Linked DNA regions of Mus musculus: region 2 is linked to region 1. The links are chromatin loops, found by intact Hi-C in ENCODE. Cell type or tissue: left cerebral cortex. All regions are shown on one strand. Each heading gives the region's core, and the rest is flanking DNA. Links, peaks and the distances in the headings are about the cores only.

Region 1 (9,802 bases), core at 700-8,699:
AGGGGAAAATGCTGAAGATCAAATAGAAATCTACCCCTTCCAGGACTGGAGGTGAAAGAAACACTACAGGAGTCCTGAGCATAGCTACAGTGCTTCCTCAAAAGTCCTGAAGGTCAGGAGGTGAGGCAGTGGCAGCTGCAGGAGGCTTATCAAGGGGAGGGGCTTAGTTCTCCAGAGAGCAGCTACACTCTGAGTCTTATGGGGTCCAGGAGTGTCACATGAACTACGGTACTGTGGGCACCAAGGGTGCCATGGGATCTAGGGATGCTGTGGTCTTGGGCATCAGGAGCCTGTTGCAAGTCCCTCTTCTAACAGCTTGTTCTGGACTTGGCTCTGCTGCCACCATAGGATAAAGAAAGCCTGCTGGCCACCGCCCCACAGAGCCACCATGCAGCAGAGCATTTATCACATGTTCCTAAGTGGGCCAAAACACGATGTGAATGTGCCAGGCTTGCCTCTCAGGGTCACCCAGGCAGCGCTGGTGCCTTAAAAATAGCTGTTTCCCTTGCAACAGACTTGGGTGGAGAGCTCTTGCTTTCTTCCCTGCATAGGCGTAGGAAGGCCACCTGTCATCTCCCTGGCATCCTTGATCCCTGGGTGGCTTTGACTTGGGAGGACCCAGCAAGGGTGTTCAGCTGAGGGTGGTCCTGCTGACAGCCAGGAGCAGGATGGCTGCCCCCAGCTTGTTGGACTTGGAGGAGCTCCCCTTGCTGGTGAAGCACATGGGGCTGGCGGACAAGGCTGTCCAAGATACAGGCCATGCTTAGGCTTCGTAGGAGGCTTTGACTGCCTTGCGTGACGTCTGCTCACCATGCACCTTGCTCCCTTCTCTACCTGTACACTCCAAAGACACCTCTGTCCTGAGTCATCAGCTGATCTGTGTGTCACCCTCTGTGGGAGCCTCATGCCTTGCGATACTTCACAAGTTTCTACGTCTTGGACAACAGGGCAAGTGTTGACCCTTACCAGGGAACGCTGTCCTATCCTAAGTCTGGGGTTCCAGGCCCTCACAGAGCAGAGCCCAGTGCTAGTGCTGAGTGCACCCCTCCACTGACCACTGTGAACGGCAGCTTTCAGTTCATCCTGAGCCACTGAAGTCCACAGCTCAAAAACAGAGGGAAGACCTACAATGGCCTACTATGTGCCTGACCACCCTGTGAAAGCCAAGTCTCTTCCTTGTCCTTCTCTTGAATTAAACTGAATCACAGAAAGCAGTCCACCTCTTTGTGCTTCAGTTGTTGTCTTCAAAACACAAGGATGGTTGCCTCAAACATGGCTACAGAACTTTTCCACACCTAAAATAGTCGACAGTGTGGTCATATGAGCACTAGTCAGATTCAGGGCTTTCCTGGTGGCCTTGTGGCTGTTATTATTGCTACTGCTCTGAGTCAGGTTGACAGTGAGGCCGTACAGGAGTGGTTGGGTCCCCTTGCTCTGTCTCTGCCCCTCCTTCCCCTGCCGTGTGATTTGATTGAGGCCCAGGCTGCTTTGTCCTGAGGGACCCTATTCTGTGAGCTCTTCTCCATCTCTGCATAGTCTTTATCAGATCATCTGTGACCGAAGCAAGGCTTCGTCATCAGAGAGCCATACTTCTGCCTGAGACCCGTGTGCATCTAACTTTGTCAGCGGCTATCCAGGACTGCTTACCACTTGTCTATTGCAGCCTGGTGTGGGCTGGATTGCATTCTTTCTGGACACTCTGGCGTAGAGTTCATCTCAGATCTGCCTCCCAGGTCTAGAGGTCTCAGGCCTCTTGTTTCTGTCTTGTGTTTCCTCTCTGACTTGCCCCCCCTCGCCCCCGCCTCCATCACTGTCTTTAAGGACCATAGGGCAGCATCCGATGCCCTCAGTCCAGGATGATGTCCTCCTCTTAAAGTCAACATCACAGCTGCAAAGTCCCTTTTCCATGCATATCTACAGATTCCAGAATTCGGTCATGTGTGTCTCTAGAGGACATCATTTTGCCAGCCATCATGTTGTGATTTGTTGTTATGATTAAAGGTGTGCCAACAAGTCCCGCTGTCCTCATGTCTCCTGCTTTAGCCATGCCTGCATGCTTCTGCAGTATGCCTTGGGGTTAGTTCCTAGAAGTGGAGTGTGTGGGCTGGAGGGTGGGGAACATGACTTGTGCTAGAGATTGCCAAGTCCCCCTGCATGGGGTGTCACCATTGTTTTCCATGGGGCATCTGCCATAGGGCGTGCTGCCAGATGCTTGGAGTTTTGCCAGCCTAACAGACAAGGCACAGCAACTCGGCTAGCCTGGCCTTGCACTTCTCTTGTGGTAGTCTAACTTGCCTATTTTATTATTTTTATTTATCTCTTTAGTTGGTATTTCTGTTTGTTTCTAGAGTGCAATGTCTATTAGGAATAACAACCTTTATTTCTGTCCTTAAGTTGCAAATATTTTCTGTCTGTCTACCAAGTTTGTTTATACACCTTTTCCTATGCATATTATTTTCTTTTATGCAGCTATTTTGTTTAGTCAATCACTTTCCAAGTTGTTTTTGGATTTCAGAGCTGCAGAACTTTGTCCGTACTTCCATTCCGAGACATCTTCATGTTTTCTTCTGTTGCTTCCAGGTTTTAGGTGTCAGGATAAAAAGCATAACCCGGAGCTCATTCTGGCTTGTAGTGTCAGGCCAGGATCAACTTTTCATGCGACAACTTGGTTGATGTTGATAACGTCACTTATTAAAAATTCTTAAGTCTGAGAAGCCGCTGTAATGGCAAAAGAAGTATCTTTGTGCAGTTTGGTCTGTTTCATGATTTTTCTGTTCTGTTCCCCTGGCCTGTTTGTCTCTCCCCATATTGCTGTCGTGCTTATGAGACAACCCCTGGGTGTGCAGGGAAAACCCACTTGCAATGGGCACAGCGACATCCCATGGGCTGGAGATGCAGACTAAAGAAAAGGCGAGGAAAAGGAGAAAAAGAGCCAAGGACCAGCATTCATCATGCTACTTGATCCTATAGGATATGGGAGTCCCCGGCCTAGGTGTCTGCTACCATGGCCTCTGTCCTACCTTCCCCACCATAATGAACCGTGCCTTATTAATCTCTGAGCCGAAACAAATCTTTCAGTCCTGGAGCTGCTTCTGTCAGGTAACCCGTTAGAGTGATGAGAAGTGACTGACACACTGGGACATCCGAAGCTTTAGTTTCACCAACTGCTGCCCAGAGAGCAGTGCTTAGAGCCGAGAAAACCAAGTCTTTGTCCCACCTGCTCCTCTCCTCTTTGCGTGTGTCCCTCTCCTCATCACATGACGCAGTGGTACCTCCTCAAGGACAAATATTCCCCTGAAGTAAGTCTCTGAGGGACAGAGGTTAGGGGACAGTAAGGGAGAGTCGGAAGTAGACATAGAGTTGAGGGAGATGGTCTAGATGGAGGGCAGGTGCAGGCCACATTATCTCACTAGGGAAGTGCGGGTGCTGATCCAGGCAGGGGCTCGGCACGGGAGTCACAACCTCTCGAGAGAAGCAGGATTCTAGCGTGGTCTCTGCTGCTCTGTCAGGGACACCTGCGAGTGGTCTGAGCATCCTTCTCTGCTCTATCCTTTGCTCTGCTGTGCTTCTGCTTGAGTCACCTCGCTCTCTGTTCAGGGACACTGTTCTTATTGTACATTACCCAGGCAACCCTCTCCCAAGGTCAACTCTCTGGCAGCCACATACTCCTCCAGACCCCATCATGTAGTTTTGTTTCTGGTTTTTGTTTTGTTTTGGTTTTGGTTTTTGTGCTTCTGGCACTGCCCACCAAAAGAGTCCTGGGGAAGGCAGGGTCCTTCCCTGGTGCCCTGTGGTCCAGGTTTGCCTTCCCTAGGCTCCGCTACTCGCGGGAGGTACGTTCATTATGGTATTCAGGGGCTTTGAGTACCTGTTGTCAGCTCTTTGCCTTCTGGGGAACAAAAGAAAAATGACTTGGAAAGAAAAAGAGCTTGTGGTGAATCACTTAAGTCTGCACGATGTGTAAACAGCACTCAATTAGAATGGCACTTACACCGCCATTAGCCACCAGCTTACGCCAGGCTGAGCAGTGGCAATTTGAAGGGTGCCCTGCAGACCAGGAGCAGCAGGGCTCAACTCCTCTGAGATCTGATCCCACTTCCTCTTTGTAAGTGGATTACTGAGGAAGTGGCCCAGAAAGCCCCGACCAACTTCCTTTGGGGAGACAGTGCATTGGGACCTGTGGCTAAGGCTTAGGTAGAAAAGACCCGTCTCAAAGCGTTGCTCTCTCAGACCTGCCTCTCAAATCAGGGCAGCATAAACCCCCTTCTTGGAGCCTCTCTGAGGGCGCTGGCGTTGGAGGCCAGCAGAGCCAGGCTTTTGCAGCTGACCTGTTCGTTAGTTGAAACTCAGCTCTGTCCCTTGTAGCTGTGGGTGTGTCCAGAGTCCAGAGCTCGGCAGTGACATGACCAAGCCAGCCTGGGTGGGAAGATGGTGAAGGTTAGGATGACTAAGGAGAAGGACTATGAGTCAGATTGGGAGAGAGGAGAGAGAGAGAGAGAAGATGTCCAGGTGAGGATGTAGTACAGGGTTAGGCCAAGGTCTCTGCTCCTCAGGGCGCCTGTGTATCCATGATAGATGTGCTCGGGATGGCATGCCATTTGACTTCTTGGGACCACAACAATGACCCACCACATGCCAACTCCAAACAGCCACCTCCTTGTACTCTTTAGAGACTGAGGTCTGATGTGGGAACAGGGCTGGCTGTTCCTGCAGCTGAGCGAGAAAGGCATTTTGAGGCTCTTGGACTCTGGCTCCTGCAGGCTGCAGCAGTCTTCATGATCTTTAGCAATCGTTGGCTTGTGGCTGTCTGCCACTGTGGCCAGGATCAGTATCTTCATATCCATCCCCTCTCCATGTGACCTTGTTCCTTATTCCTTCCTATACTTTTATTCCCGTCTTCTGTGAGGACATCTGGCATTGATTTAGGGTCCACCCATGATCTCCAGGCTGTCAGCTTGGTCCTGTTCTTGGAGACCATCACCGTAACTGGGCTAACGTTAGACGTAGGGATCAAGAACGCAATGCAACAACCCAGGAACCCCACATCTGCCTGCTGCTCCCTTTGTTTCTCTGTGGCTCTGTAGCTAGTAGCAGCTCCTAGTGGTTCATTGTAGTGGGAAAATTATAGAGTCTCCTTGGCAATGGCTGTGGGGTATCTGCACTGAGTTATGGAAGGTTTTTTTTTTTCCCCTAGAGATCCTGGAGACAAGGCCTGTGGCGTGTGTGTGGGCGTGCACAACTGACCTCAGGAGGGCGGGGAATTATGCAGGCAGTTTTTATAGGGGAGCCACACAAGGGACAGAATCACCTAGGGCTCTGCGCCTGCTAGGCAGAGACGCCTCCCTCCCCCGCCCACAAAGGGGGGCCTCCCTTGGGGAGTTTGCCAGGCTGCTCACTTCTGCCTCAGAAGTAATTGGCCTTCTCTGCCTCCTGCTCAGAGTGAAGGTGTATTTGCAAGAGAAGGCCCCCAGCCCATGTTCTGACTGGCCAGGCCTGTGACCGACAGCCCCATAATTCTGCTCACTGGGAGCAGAATGAATCGTCAGTCAGAGAAGGGCCTGGATACAGGACCAGGTAGGCTGGGTGGCCTGCTGAGGCTGACATGTATTTTCATTCTGAAATTTTCAATAGGCTTTTAAAATAATAATTTGAGGAAGGATTGTAGCTAGCTCAGGGGAAAAAAATCTGAGGCTCAACACTTGGCCGTTGGTGCCTTCCCCGTCATTGCCTGCTTTGACCTCCCAACCTCCTGCTAGCTTAGTCTTGGAGCAGACGTGGCCTTTTCCTACCTTCAGGAGTCCTCTGTTCACACGCTTAATGTCTCAGCAGCCCCCACCCCTGCCTCCCACTCTTCCTGTCACATTCGTGGAATTGGGCAAAGTGATCTGTGTCATCCACTCACTGGAGCAGACCACTGAGGACCTGTGGTGAATGACTGGGTCATGTCCTCCAGCACTCTCTACCCTCTAGTCACAGTCCACACGAGCCATCCCTCACAAGCCAGCAGAAGGGCTTCCTAGCAGCCTATGCTAAATGAACTGCAGCTGCTTTGTCTCCTGTCTGCACCCTATACCACCACCCTGGAAAACTGGAGAAAGTGAGGGAAGCGTGAGTCTCAGAGAGGGGACCCCAGGGACACCTCAGACCCAGGCAGGTGTCTCCAGGGGCAACATGACTATCTTCACAGGTTCCTCTGTGATCACAGAACCACCCCCCCAAGCTTTCCAGAATGTCTCAGGATGGGTTCCAGGTACACAAGAGGGTGGCAGGGTGCATACAACACCTAAAAATGTTTTGGTGCAGAAGCTTTGGGGGCAGCTGTAAGGAAGCCTGAGGCAGGGAGGGACACCTCCAGCTTAGAGATGAAGCACAAGGCTCCTTCCATTTCTCTGCTCCAACTGGATCCAATCTGCAGCCAATCTCGTGACCAGAAAGCTGGGGCTGCAAGATCTAGGCCAGAGAGCCATGTCTAAGGCTGGCAGGATAGGGGTCTGGCGTCCTGGCTTAGCAGTCTCGATAGGAAACCCAGCAAAGCATCACACTGCAGAGGACTGAGATGACAAATGAGCACCCAGCCCTTGCATCTGTGCCTGAAGGCCATGCCTCCTGCAGGGACTCCTGTTACCAGCAGAGAAACAGAAGACAGGAAGGCGAGGTTCCTGGGCCTCCTTGGTGGTTGCTGGTGCCTGGAAGGTCTGAGTCACAATCTTCTTTTAAAGACGCCCTAAGCCAGAGATGTCATAAGCTCCTCTACAGGTGCTGTCCCCAAAATGAAATTCCCTGCTGCCCAGGAGATAGTGGGTTCTACTGACCTGACCCATGTGCCAAGGGGAGGGACCCCATGAAAGCACAGGACCTCTGGATAGAGCTGAGACCAAGAAAGGCTGCAGGTGGTGGAGGTGAGGGTCACTACTTGGGCAGTGTGCAAGACAGTGAGCTGTCTAGGTGGTCTGACCGAAAGCTACCGGCATCACATAGCTACTGACCTGTAAAGAAGCAACCAGATGCAGGTAGGAGGATTAAACAGGAACATACAAGTGCTGTCTACACAGTTCTCTTAGTCTGCTCTCGGGTTCTGAGTGAGGATGTTGCTTCCCTTTCAGTTTAGGGAAGGAATTTCAGCTCTTGCTCTTAGGAGACAGGATGGTCAGCTACTGGCTTATGCCTGTTCATACAAGCACTTCTAATTCGACATAGTCAGTGTGCCAGTGTGGCATAGTTTTAACCCCTTCAATAATCTTGATGTCACTGTGCTCAGTCACAACTCCATGCTTGACCTGTGGGCAGGGCTCCTGAGTGGACGGATGTTGTACAACAGCCAACAGTGGCTGGCTTGGCCCGACCACCTGTTTTAGATTGAGCTGAGCTGCACAGCGGCTACCCCATTCCAGCCTATGAATTCATTCTGGGCACATCTGCTGGTCCTTCTCTGCAGCTGGACAGTTAGAATCATGGAGTGGGGTTGGTGTCAAGGTCCATCCAGGTTCAGAAAGCCCAGGAGAACCAACTAGTCTGAGAGCCAGGCAGTTTTGCAGGGATCGCCGTGGCCTGTGCGAGACTTGGCTTGTGCCAGTGCTGGTTTTGGGATGGGCGGACTCTGAGAAGTGGCCAGATGCTAATGAAGGGTTGTTGAGGCATTCCAAGGTTTTTCTTTTATTCTGGACCCTGGCCAGGAGCCTTTGAGTCAGTTCTACCTGTTGCCCATTGACCCCTCCTGCAGCTTTCCTCCAGGACATTTGAATCGTCTAGCGAGAGGGCAGCTGGCTCCTTCTCTGCAGAGAAGAGGGTAGAGAAGGAGCCAGCAGCCCTCGGCAGGCTCTGAAGTCCTGAGAGCACTTGCAGGGTGCAGAAGGATTTGGCTTGAGCTGCGGCTGTGCTTATTCGCGCTCATTGGCATAGTTGCCCGCTAGCCGAGATTTTCACCTTCTTTTTGTCAGCTTGATTTCTGGGTGATTGACTTAGTTTGATAGTTCATGGAACACCTACAGGGACACAGAAAGGCAGGTTAAACTTGGCTGTATGAAGCCCTCTTGGGAGACCATGGGTTTGTATCTTATATCCTGGACAGCCAGCTAGGGAGTCTTCTTGGACAAAACCTTTGAGCTTTCTCACCCTTTCTCTCTCTCTCTCTTTCTCTCTCTCTCTCTCTCTCTCTCTCTCTCTCTGTGTGTGTGTGTGTGTCTCCCTCGCCCTCTCCCTCTCCCCCCTCTCTCTCTCTTTCATTCTCTCTCATTTTCTCTCTCCCTCCCTCTTTTCCTCCCTCCTTCTTTCCTCTTCCTTCTCCCTTCTCTGTCTACCTTTTCCCTTTTCCCCTTCCTGCCTCTTTTCTTGTGTTTTAGTCTTGTGCAGCCTAGGCTAGCCTTGAACTTGCTGTGTAACTAAGGATGACATTAAATCTCTGCCTTCATTTTCTCAGTGCCGGGATAACAGGAATGCCACATCCAGTGTTATGCAATGCTAGGGATTGGACCAGGACTTTGTGCATGTTAGACAATTGCTCTATTGGCCGAGTAAAAGCACCACTTGACTTTTCGATGTGAAAAGAAAGATTCAAGAAGGTTCTTTGCCACAACCCACCCTCAGACACAAGAACCATTCTCTAAATGAATGTTCCATATGGGTCCTGCAACCCCACACCTGCTCTTACAGGTCTGCCCCCTCAAAGGGCAGTATAGCGCTGAGACTGGGGCACAGGAGCATGGTCCCTGGAGGCAGGATCTGGTCCATCTTCCTGGGGCATCAGATCTAGCAGAGGAAGTTTCCAGGGGAGTTTTACAAGGATCCTTGTGACCTGCATGGGGACTTGGCTGTTTTTGTGTCACTGGTGGCTTTAGGCTGAGGTAGATGGACTCCTAGAGGCACTCGGATGTCCCCCTCCATACTCTGTTGGCATCGTGTCTCAGGCTCAACTCCCTTGGGCTTACAACGTCTGTGGGCAAGGTACTAAGTGTGCAGTGTTGCCTTGGAAACTGCATCTGTGGATACAGAGGTTGTGTCTCTGGATGACGGGGGACTATGTAGGAGGGCTCAGAACGGAGAAGCTGCTCAGTCAGTTCATCCACAGACCCTGAAGGCCGGAGTGCCAGGCAGCCCTAACGTCACTGCCGTAGAGCAGGGTCCACAGAAGAGCCACCAGCTGTCACCAGAACTGCACAGTCGTGTGACAGAAACCATAGCCAAGAAGAGTCTGTGCAGCTTCTCCATCCCAGCTGCCTTCATCCCATGGCTCACTTCTACCTTCAGTGCAGGCTGAGGGTATCAATCTGTTGTTTATGCTGCATAGCTTAGTGCTCTTGCTGAGCGTATCACTCTGCTGTTTATGCTGCATAGCTTAGTGCTCTTGCTTGCTTTCCCAGACTTGTTGCATGCCATTAAAAGTCCTGTCGGTGACTTCAGTGGTTGTGTGGCAGTCATTATGCTTATGGAGCTGTGCCAGGAGGTTAAAGTCAGCTTGCGTTACGGTGACCTAGAGACCTTTTATCATGTGTGCATTCTCAGGAAAAGGAATGTGAATTCCTTCAGGGTGGATCCAGAGATTTGATCTGAGGCCAGTGCCACTGAGGTATATGGCCAGCTCCAGGCTTTCCGGTGATACCTGGGAGTCTCACCCACTTAGAGACCCGGAATCATTCAGAACAGTGACCAGTGTTCCACTTAGACCTGGAGACCATGGTCTGTAGAAACCCTCAGCAGTGGCTCTGATTGCGTGAGTCACCTGATCTCGGGTGACTTGGCAGTGAGCATGGGTGCTGGCCTTGCACCAGCTCTTTATATCTTAACTTCCTGTTTCCTTTGGTGAATC
Region 2 (9,802 bases), core at 730-8,729, 59 kb before region 1:
CATCAGATGGTGCAGGAGGAGCTAAGAGTTCTGCATCTTGTTCTGAAGGCAAACAGGAGAAGACTGGCTTCCAGGCGGCTTAGTATGGGGGGTCCTTAAAGACACACTTCCTCCAACAAGGCCACACCTCCAAATAGTGCCGCTCCCTAGGCCAAGCATATTTAAACTACCACAAATGTCAAGCATTTTTACCAGCTGAGGCATCTTGCCCACCCTTTGAGATTTCTTAAAGACCAATGATGTATTTTGTCTATTCTGATGTCACTTGTCATGCTCTGCTTCAGAGGCTTATGACGGGTTCTCTTTCCCCATTCTTTTATTCACATTGTGTTTAAATTCCTTTTTCTCTGAAGTCCTTCTTCTTCCTTCTTTTTTCACACTCATTTTTTCTTCTCTTGCCTATAACTTCCCACCTCTGCTATATTAGCTTAAAGAGTTGATTTTAAGTATATAATATTTTCTTCAAATTTGTTTATTATCTTCTTTTCAATCGACAACTAAGACTGTGTCTATTAACCAAGACATCCATACACGGTTGAGTGACATTGTTGTCTCACCCATGTCCATCCAACACCCCTGTGTGAACTGCAAGATATTCTGTATCCCTTACAGAGTCGATCCTTTAATGGGCAGGGGCTAGATGTGTGTACTCACTTGTCTGGATGTAGCTTAATAGATCCCTAATGTAAGAGTGGCCGGAAAGGCCTTTTGTGGATGTAGCTGGCTTTCAGCACAGAAGTGTTCCTTGATAATCTGGAAGGGGCTTGTGTAGTGTTCTGAAAGAGGTGGTTAGAGATGTGGCCTAGGAAGGTTTTGGGGATGGAAGGAAAAACATTCCTAGAAGTTGGAGGAAACACTTCCCCATGGTAACGCAGCAGAGACCAGGAGGGAATAGTGTTCTGCTGTTGGGTGAAAAGTCTAATATGGAGTGAGAACCTTGGGTGTGAAGATGAGATTTTCAAGCACAGTATAAAGGTGTTGAGCCTTTGTAAAAGCGGAGGGAAGAAAAGGAAGAGACAAATAAGATCTGTTAAGTGAAACAAGTTAGCACTTCATCACTTGGGAGCCTCCTGGCCTATCCAGGTCACAAAAGTGGCTCAAATTAGGAAATCCACATCTAGATGGTTGCTGAGGTGATGAAACTGAATGAGGAGTGGAGACGGGTGCCCAGGTCTTCAGAGCGCTCTTCTGATGGAACTAGGAGATTCACGAGGCCTTAAAGAATGTTCTGTCAGCAGAAATGCTGCCAGCTCAGGCTGGGATGGACAGATCCGGGACAGAGTGAGAGGAGGCTGCTGGGCTTCTGTGATTGTTACACTGAAAATGTGTGCTACGCTTCAAGACAGAGAAAAGGGACCTCTAGGCCACTCAGAGGCGTCAGGGGTCTCTCCAGGCTGGGATAGTGGAGCACGGAGTGCAGAGGAATCTTGGGAGGTCTGTGCTCTCTCTACCAGGTTTCATCTTGCTTGGGCCTGGTGATTCCTTGACCTCGTATTTCCTTGGAATGGAAGTTTCTGCCTTGTATTCATTTTGGTCGTACAGCCTGGAAGCAGATAACCTGTATTCTAGCTGCTGGGGCCCCAGGTGGAGAGAGGCTTTAGTATATCCAAAAAGAGCCTTAAATAGAGGGTAGCATGTACACACACACACACACACACACACACACACACACACACACACACACACTGGTTTTCCCATCTTGTCAAACACTGCGGTATAAGTTTAGCAGTTTGGTGAGCCAACAAAACCAGCACATATTTCTTCATAGTTTCACAGACAAGATTTATTCTTAACCACCGATCTTAGCAATCTCAGTGCAGGATTGTTTATTTCCTTCGTAAGGAAAGCATTTTCCTTTTTTACTCCCAGGAAGGATGTCATACTTTCTCTTGGGTATATGTCCACATCCTTGAGCCAGTGTGAAGTAAAGTCAGGGCTACTTACCCAGTGACTCTAATGATGGAGAGGGGTCTTCCAGTGAGGAGATGGTTGAGCTAGGCTTGCTGAGCCCTAGCCTGTCCCATCTCCTCTGTGCTGCATTACTAGTGTGCAATGCCCTTCTTTGCTTTTGACATCAGTGTTGGGGGGTCTAGCTTGGGTCCTTGGGCTTGCGCTATGAGCACATTACTGACTGGACTCTCTTCTCAGACTCTGTAGCTAATGTTTTTGGACAGCAGTTTACCCAGGATAACAGAAGCCGCTGAAAGTGAAAATGTGTGGGATTGGAGGGGAGGGGTATACGCCTGATTTAGATGAGGAGATATGAGACAGAGCTGAAAATACCCAGGTACCGTTTGGGACTTGGTGTTTATGTTGAGGCTCTTGAAAATATCGAGGAGCTTGGGAACCCCCTACTAGCCTTCTAGCTCCCCCTTTAATCATGGTTGGCTCAGACTCCAGCTTCACTGGTGGGGAGCTAGATGTAGCATGTATCTGGGTATAGCAGTTCCTGTCTCTGCTCTTGTTATGAGCTCTTCATTAGCTTCGTTCTTACTGTCTGTTCTCTGAATCTCTAGACCCTGATCTTTGACTAGAAGCAGGGATCTCCCAGTTTTCAGTCAGGCATTTTATCTAGGTGAGAAATACCTGAGTGTACTAGTTAGCTTTAACTCTAAACTTGACAGTCACCTGAGAAGGGACCCCGAGTCGAGGAATTGCTGGATCAGACTGGCTTGCAGGCGTGTCCGTAGAGGTTTGTCTTGATTGTTAATTGATATAGTTGGATCAATAGCATCCCTAGATGGGTGGTATAAGAAAGCCAGGTAAGCAAGAGCCTATGAGTGAGGTATGAAGCATTCCCCTGTGCTTTTCTCAGACACCCCAGAAGAGGGCGCCAGATCTCATTACGGATGGCTGTGAGCCACCATGTGGTTGCTGGGAATTGAACTCAGGACCTCAGGAAGAGCAGTCAGTGCTCTTAACCACTGAGTCATCTCTCCAACCCTCCCCTGTGCTTTCTGCTTCAAGTTCCTGCCCTGGACTCCCTAGAGGGTGGACTGTGATCTGTAAACTATAGAAGAATCCCATTCCTCTCCGAAGTTGCTTTCGGTCAGTGTCTTATCACAACACCGGACTGAAAGTAGAACAGCAGTGGGCAGAGCTGCTCATCCTGGTGAGCTGTACGCAGGGACCGCATGTCTGTGCTTCTTCTCCCTTCCCCATTATCCCACCCAGGACTCCATCCTCTGGGTCGGTGTGGCCCATGTTCAGAGTTAACCTTTCCCCTTTGCCAATCCTCTCTGGAAATACCAATTGGATATTTCTCAACCCAATCAAGTTGGCATTCAAAATTAACCATTTAATACCTGGACAGTCAGAGGCATCGATGTTGCTGCTTCTTCTAATTCACCCTTTACTTGGTTTTTGAGACAAGGTCTCGCACTAATCCAGGAACTCACATATTCAGCTAGACTGGTTGGCCCGCAAGCCCAGAAATCCTCCTGTTCTTATCTTCCTATGCTAGGACTACAGGCTCATTCGTCCATGACTGGCTTCTCTGTGAGTGCTGGGAATGGAACTCATGCTTATATGTCAGGTAAGCACTTTACCAACCAAGCTATCCCAGTCCCTCTACCTCTTGTTATTTTGTCTAGGACACTCTTCTTCCTTCTATTCCCTGTGCTGGTCTCAGGAAGCAGAGGTGGGTTGGGCAGGAAGGACATAACTCTGCATGTTATTTATTTCCTGACTTTTTAGAGGTCTGGAAGGAAAAGGCTGCCACTATTTGGGTCAAGGCCCTTGGGGAATTCTGATGTGCAGGGTGGGCTGGCCTTCATTCTCTCCCACACAGTGAAAGCTGGGAGCAGGCCATTTCGCAGGTGTCAGGAGGCCTATGGGTCGGAATGGAGCACCATGCAGAAAACTGCAGGCCTCTGCCAGGATGTCTCTCCCTATCTCTGCCTTGGAGAGTTTACCGTGAGACTCTATGGAGACCCGTGGTAGGGAGGCTGACTTCCAGCTATGTTACACTGCAGGTCCCCCCACAACCTCTAAACAGTCAAAGCTCCTTGTGCTCTGTCCTGTGTTAGCAGATAGCTCCATCCATTATCTTGCCAAGAAAAAAGGGCTCCTGTTTAGCCAAGACCAGATGTAGAACAGTGGGATTCTAGCTCCTAAAATGGTGGCCCAGAGAAGACCCAGGACTCCTGTACTTAGCTTTCTCCAGCCAAGCAGGTTGGGGACCTTACTGAATTCTTAAGGAGGTAGGGAGGGATGAATCTGTGGTGGCTGGAAGAAATCATGACAGGGAGGAACCTGCTGCCTTGTGGTCATCCATAATCCACATAGGGACAGAAGGAGGGACACTCCAGGTCTTCCAGGTGCTGGAGAGGAGGGCTATCTTTGTGACCAGGTTTTAGGGCAGGACTTAAGCAGGCAGATACTTTTGACAGTCAGACCACTGAGTAATCAAAAAAGGGGTTCCCAGTAACAAGTCCTTAGACACTGGAAGCCAAGCATCCCGACCTTGTGAATGGAGCAGGAGCAGGAGCAGGAGCAGCAGGAGCAGGAGCAGGAGCAGGAGCAGGAGCAGGAGCAGGAGCAGGAGCAGGAGCAGGAGCAGGAGCAGGAGCAGGAGGAGCAGGAGCAGGAGCAGGAGCAGGAGCAGGAGCAGGAGCAGGAGGAACAGGAGCAGGAGCAGCAGGAGCAGGAGCAGGAGCAGGAGCAGGAGGAACAGGAGCAGGAGCAGGAGCAGGAGCAGGAGCAGGAGCAGGAGCAGGAGCAGGAGCAGGAGCAGCAGGAGCAGGAGCAGGAGCAGCAGGAGCAGGAGCAGCAGGAGCAGGAGCAAGAGCAGGAGCAGGAGCAGGAGGAGCAGGAGCAGGAGCAGGAGCAGGAGCAGGAGCAGGAGCAGGAGCAGGAGCAGGAGCAGGAGCAGGAGCAGGAGCAGGAGGAACAGGAGCAGGAGCAGGAGCAGGAGCAGGAGCAGGAGCAGGAGCAGGAGCAGGAGCAGGAGGAGCAGGAGCAGGAGCAGGAGCAGGAGCAGCAGGAGCAGCAGGAGCAGCAGGAGCAGCAGGAGCAGCAGGAGCAGCAGGAGCAGCAGGAGCAGCAGGAGCAGCAGGAGCAGCAGGAGCAGCAGGAGCAGCAGGAGCAGCAGGAGCAGCAGGAGCAGCAGGAGCAGCAGGAGCAGCAGGAGCAGCAGGAGCAGCAGGAGCAGCAGGAGCAGCAGGAGCAGGAGCAGGAGCAGGAGCAGGAGCAGGAGCAGGAGCAGGAGCAGGAGCAGGAGCAGGAGCAGGAGCAGGAGCAGGAGCAGGAGCAGGAGCAGGAGCAGGAGCAGGAGCAGGAGCAGGAGCAGGAGCAGGAGCAGGAGCAGGAGCAGGAGCAGGAGCAGGAGCGAGACAGAAGGCTTAGCTGAGTTCCAGGCTTCCCAATGTGCAGTGGAGACCCTAGTGAGGACACAAGGCCCTAGATGACTTGTGTCCCTCCCCGGGTCTTTGACGCAAAGCTGTACTAGAGGACTCTATTAGCTGCCCAATAAGCTATACAAAGAGAGGTCAGAGGAGCTAGTCTAGGGTAAAGTACAACCAGGTTTCTGAACAAGAGCATCTGTATGTTAAGGGTCTTAATGTCCACTCTGGGCGGGGCTTGCATGCCAGACTCCGCCCTCCTCCCGCCCTCCTCAGGCGTCCAGATCCCCTGCCGCCTGTGGCCTCAGAGCGGGATAACACCCTGCTGCCACCACAGCTTAGATACTTCTCGACCCCCATTATGCTCACAGCGCAAAACCGCGGCCTAAAGTTTGAGGTTTCTAAAGACAGAGTGGTAGAAATCTGCAATCGACTTTTTCTACGAAGACAGCAGAGGTTGGAAGGCCCAGAGGATTCCCGGTTGCTCGCTAGTCACAACATTCCTGCAGGGCCCCCAAAGGTCTCCGCCGCCCTGTGAAGGAAAGAGTCCTCATTTCTGGCCTCTTGGGCACTTCAAGATAGGAGGGAGGCGACTAGCATCTGTTCTCTCTCGCTTTTATCTCCGTTGCCTTTTCGGTGCAAGGGTCGAGCCTCCGCGAACTAGACCCTTTTCCGCGGGTAGCCCACTCTGTGTGCTGCGCACGGAATCTAATACCAGCCCCGCCCTGGCCCCGCCCCGGTTCCCGACTCCACCCTGAGTCCACCCCTCCGGCCCCGCCCCGCTGCTCGCAATCCGCGGGCGGGTCGGCTGCCCTGGCGAGCCAGAGCAGATACCAGGAGAACGGCCGGCGTTGCCGGCCCTTAGCGCTCTGCTCTCCCAGGGTCGGGCGCGGGCCATGTTCCGGGCTGTGGCCGCTGCGCATACCCAGGCCTGGCGATGAGGAGCGGGGCGGAGAGAAGGGGCAGCAGCGCCGCGGCGCCCCCCAGTTCGCCGCCTCCCGGTCGTGCGCGCCCCGCGGGCTCCGATGTGTCCCCCGCCTTGCCGCCGCCGGCAGCTAGCCAGCCCCGGGCCCGGGACGCCGGAGATGCCCGCGCGCAGCCGCGCCCCCTGTTTCAGTGGAGCAAGTGGAAGAAGAGGATGTCTATGTCGTCCATATCGTCAGGCAGCGCGCGGAGGCCGGTGTTTGACGACAAGGAGGACGGTGAGTGAAACCGCCCACTGGGGACTCCCGGGGACAGCCGGGTACCCGGGCCTCTGGAGACCTCGCGCGCTGTCTCAGGGCGGACGCGGGGGTGGCATTTCTCTGCGTTGGGACGAAGTCGCCACCTGGGTGGGACCACTTCTTGGGGAGTCTGCGTTTCCGGGGAAACTATTGGGCCACGACTGAAGTCCCCATGGCGCGTCCTGTTTCCAGTGACAGCGCAGCGGGTAGATGAGGTTCTGGCTCGCCTTTCGAGGTGAGAGTCGGTGATGGTGGAGGCTCCAGGCTCAGGCGCGACACCGCCCACTAAAGCGCACCGGCACCGCACGTTTTCATTTTCCTTTATGGGTGGTGTGCAGGCTGCGTGGTTACTTTTAATTCCAGGAGATTCTTGCTTGGTGTGCAGTTTGTGAAGAGAGGTGGCTGCCCTACAGGTGGCACAGGGGCTTGGGCCCTTCAGTTTGAGGTGTTCCATCCTTCAAACCCAGAACCTTCACCGGATTATGCTGCACAATCCATCCTTGTCTTTGTGAAAAGACCCGCCCTCGGGGAACTCGTGTTCTTTCTGCAGTGATAGTTGACCTGGAGGACCAGTGTCTCTTGAGTAGCAGCAGGGTAACCTGGTGGGGAGCTGGCGGGGGGGCGGGGAGGTGCCAGGCATTTGGCCCTGCAAGCCCAGCAGCTGGAGCCCTGCTAGGTACAAGGACCCTTGACTTAGCACCTGCTGGATACAGCTTTGGGAGAACTGGGATGGCTTCACATGTAACTTATAGCTTTTCCCTACAGATGCCATGCGGATAATTTTAAATGGTACAGTCATGACACATTTGATGTTTTTTGACATTTTCTTAAAATAGTTAAAATATGCATTTTCATTTGTAGGCAGCCTACAGAGATATGATGGATTTTTATAATTTTAGAACACAGTTCAGCATAGGAGCCCAAGCTACTTATTTCCAATAAATAATTTAAGCATTTAGGAAATTACAATAATCAGAACTCAGGCCAGTGTTGGAGAGCACATGAGGCTACATGCTGGCGTTCCTATTGGAAACGGGAGGCATGAGGCCAGGCCAGTGAGTTCCAGGCCTCTGCTGAGTATGGTCAGCAGGGGAGGGGCATTCAGGTCCATCTGCATCAGGTACATTGTGTTCTGAGGTGGCCGGTCACTGTGCTCTGAACTTGGGGACAACAGGACTCACATGTTAGACTTTTATTTTCAACATCAGTACTCAGAGTTAAAAACCAACCAACCAACCAACTAACCAACCAACCAACCAAAAACAACCAATAAAACTGCCCAGTTGCGAGAAGGAGCCGAGCAGGAAACTGGTTTGCATTGGGTTTCTGGCTACAAGATGAGAGGTCTGGAAAACACATTTGCTTTCAGTACTCGCTGGTGCCAGCTAAGGGCTGGCCATCCTTCCACGTCTCTGAATCATGTCTCCAAGGCAGCAGGGTGGAAACAGAAAGTGATGTAGCACAGGGGCTGGGGGCGTTGGTCTACGTCCATGTTTTCTTCCTCACAGTGTGTTGCCTTGGAACTCAAGGGTTCTCCGAGGGGCATTGGGGCAAGGCCAGTGTGGTGCTCTCTGTCACCTGAGAACCCACCTCCTTAGTTGCTCGTAGTTGAGTGACAGAGGGCACTAACTGTTCTGGGCTTACGTGAGCTGAGCTGCTGACGTGGCTCACCAGACCTGTTTTTTACGACGTGTCATTAGGGGATGCTCATCATTGGCTGTGTGGCTCTGGATTGGCATACCTTGAGAACTTAACTAGGTTTTGGTGAGTTTGAGTGACCAAGTGGAGTCCTGGGCCTGGCGGCTGAGAATGCTCTCTGGGTGGGTAACCACTTGGCTCCTCTTATCCGTGTCATTAGCAGGGTGCACATAGAGTCATGGTGTCGTGTTTCCTTCCATGCCAGTGCCTTGAGTGGCGGTGTTAAGATTCATTTACATAGAATGAGTGCAGCTGGGGCAGAAGAGCAGCCTTCAGAGAGGGACTAGGGCCTGGACTCCTGGGTTTCAGGGGACACAAGTCACCCCCTTCTCCTGATGTAGTGGGGCCTAAGAGGCAGCCGTGCTGTGCTGGTGGCTTGCAAGTACTGGAACTGTACAGTTGCCATGGTAATGTGAGACCTTCTGATGATTTTTTTTTTTAGATTAAAACACCTAATTAATATATCAAATTTGCTCAGCAAAGGGGGAAAAAGGAAGAAAATAGGAGGGCATTTTAACAAAGTAGCAGGTAAATTGCGACTGAAGAGTATAGTTGTCCCAAATAAGATCTTAAATGGCCTCTGTTTCTATTAGTCCTCCTGGAACCCAGAGTGCTGTTCCTCCCTGGCTGATACTTGGGGCAAGAGAAGAATTCCTTTCCTTTCTCGTTTCAAGCAAGGGCTCTGTTTCCTTGGCTCTGTGCTCTGGTTTATACTAGAAGAAGAGCCTCCTAACATTGCCTTGGTGCTCCTGAGATACCGAGGGCTTTGCAGCGCCTTCACACTAGGGTAACCTGCTGAGACATTGGTCCATCCTAGCAGTCCAGAGCTTGCCATCTCAGACCCACTGTGGTGTCCCCTTAACAGGAGGGAGGACCTGATAGCTGAGAAGGCTTGCTCCCATCCTGGATCCTGGAAATGAGTGAGGGTGCCTCTCCAGGGTGGTAAGTTGGGGAGCACAGTGCAGGACAGGAACCCGGACATTTAAAACACTGTTTAAAAAAGAAAATTTAAACCCCCCCTTTTTTTTTCTAATTAAAAGTGCATCACAATGTATACCTTTGAAAAAGAAGTTATTCTTTATGCCAACATGCATGCTCATCCTGGTGAGGTCTCCAGGTGAATGCCTGGTGTTTGCTGACCCCCAGGCTTTCTTCCAGGGACCTAGGAATGCAGTCACACCTACAGCTGTGTAGAGACCCCTTCCCCCTCCCCTTTTGTACAGAAACGGGAACACTCAATACACACCGTTTTGCTGTAACCTGCTTTTTAATTTATCAACATGCCACCAACATCGGAGAGGTCCGAAGCATCAGTTGGCTGCTAGATTCTTGTCAGCAGCTCTTTGCCCGGGTGGCGTATCACATTCAGTGGACACTCTTGAAGGACACCAAGTCCCTTCCTGGAAAAAGCTGAGGTTCAGCTTGTGGAGGTGGATTGGCCCTGGGTGAGGTTAGGCATCTCTTGTCTACATCCCTGTGACTCTGAGGAACAACCAGCTCTTCTTTCCTCTGTGTAGCTGTCGTTGCCCTGTTTACTTA

Evidence for each region. Hi-C counts contacts between places; a loop is a spot of excess contacts. Peaks named below come from ENCODE experiments on the same cell type or tissue, not always from the same donor. Only the 100,000 strongest peaks of a DNase experiment are listed, where the experiment ranks them.
Region 2: a loop joins it to region 1, with 2.7 times the contacts of the local background. A loop is called at or near these places in 21 of 42 quality-filtered maps.

Annotation. Positions count from the first base shown.
Region 1 is chr7:139,126,044-139,135,845 of GRCm38, reverse strand. All of the region lies in intron 2 of Stk32c (serine/threonine kinase 32C), which reads left to right. Among named protein-coding and RNA genes, the nearest start is that of Dpysl4, 45 kb to the right of the region's middle. In left cerebral cortex, for the core only: a CTCF peak has its summit at 5,108; DNase peaks (open chromatin) are centred at 2,188, 5,306 and 6,409; H3K27ac peaks cover 1,081 bases.
Region 2 is chr7:139,184,841-139,194,642 of GRCm38, reverse strand. Stk32c (serine/threonine kinase 32C) reads left to right here and starts at 6,149. Exons shown (of 12, transcript NM_021302.3): 1 at 6,149-6,544. The coding sequence starts at 6,280. In left cerebral cortex, for the core only: CTCF peaks have their summits at 2,825 (motif pointing right) and 5,651; DNase peaks (open chromatin) are centred at 6,566, 6,753, 7,984, 8,277 and 4 more places; H3K4me3 peaks cover 3,216 bases; H3K27ac peaks cover 3,270 bases.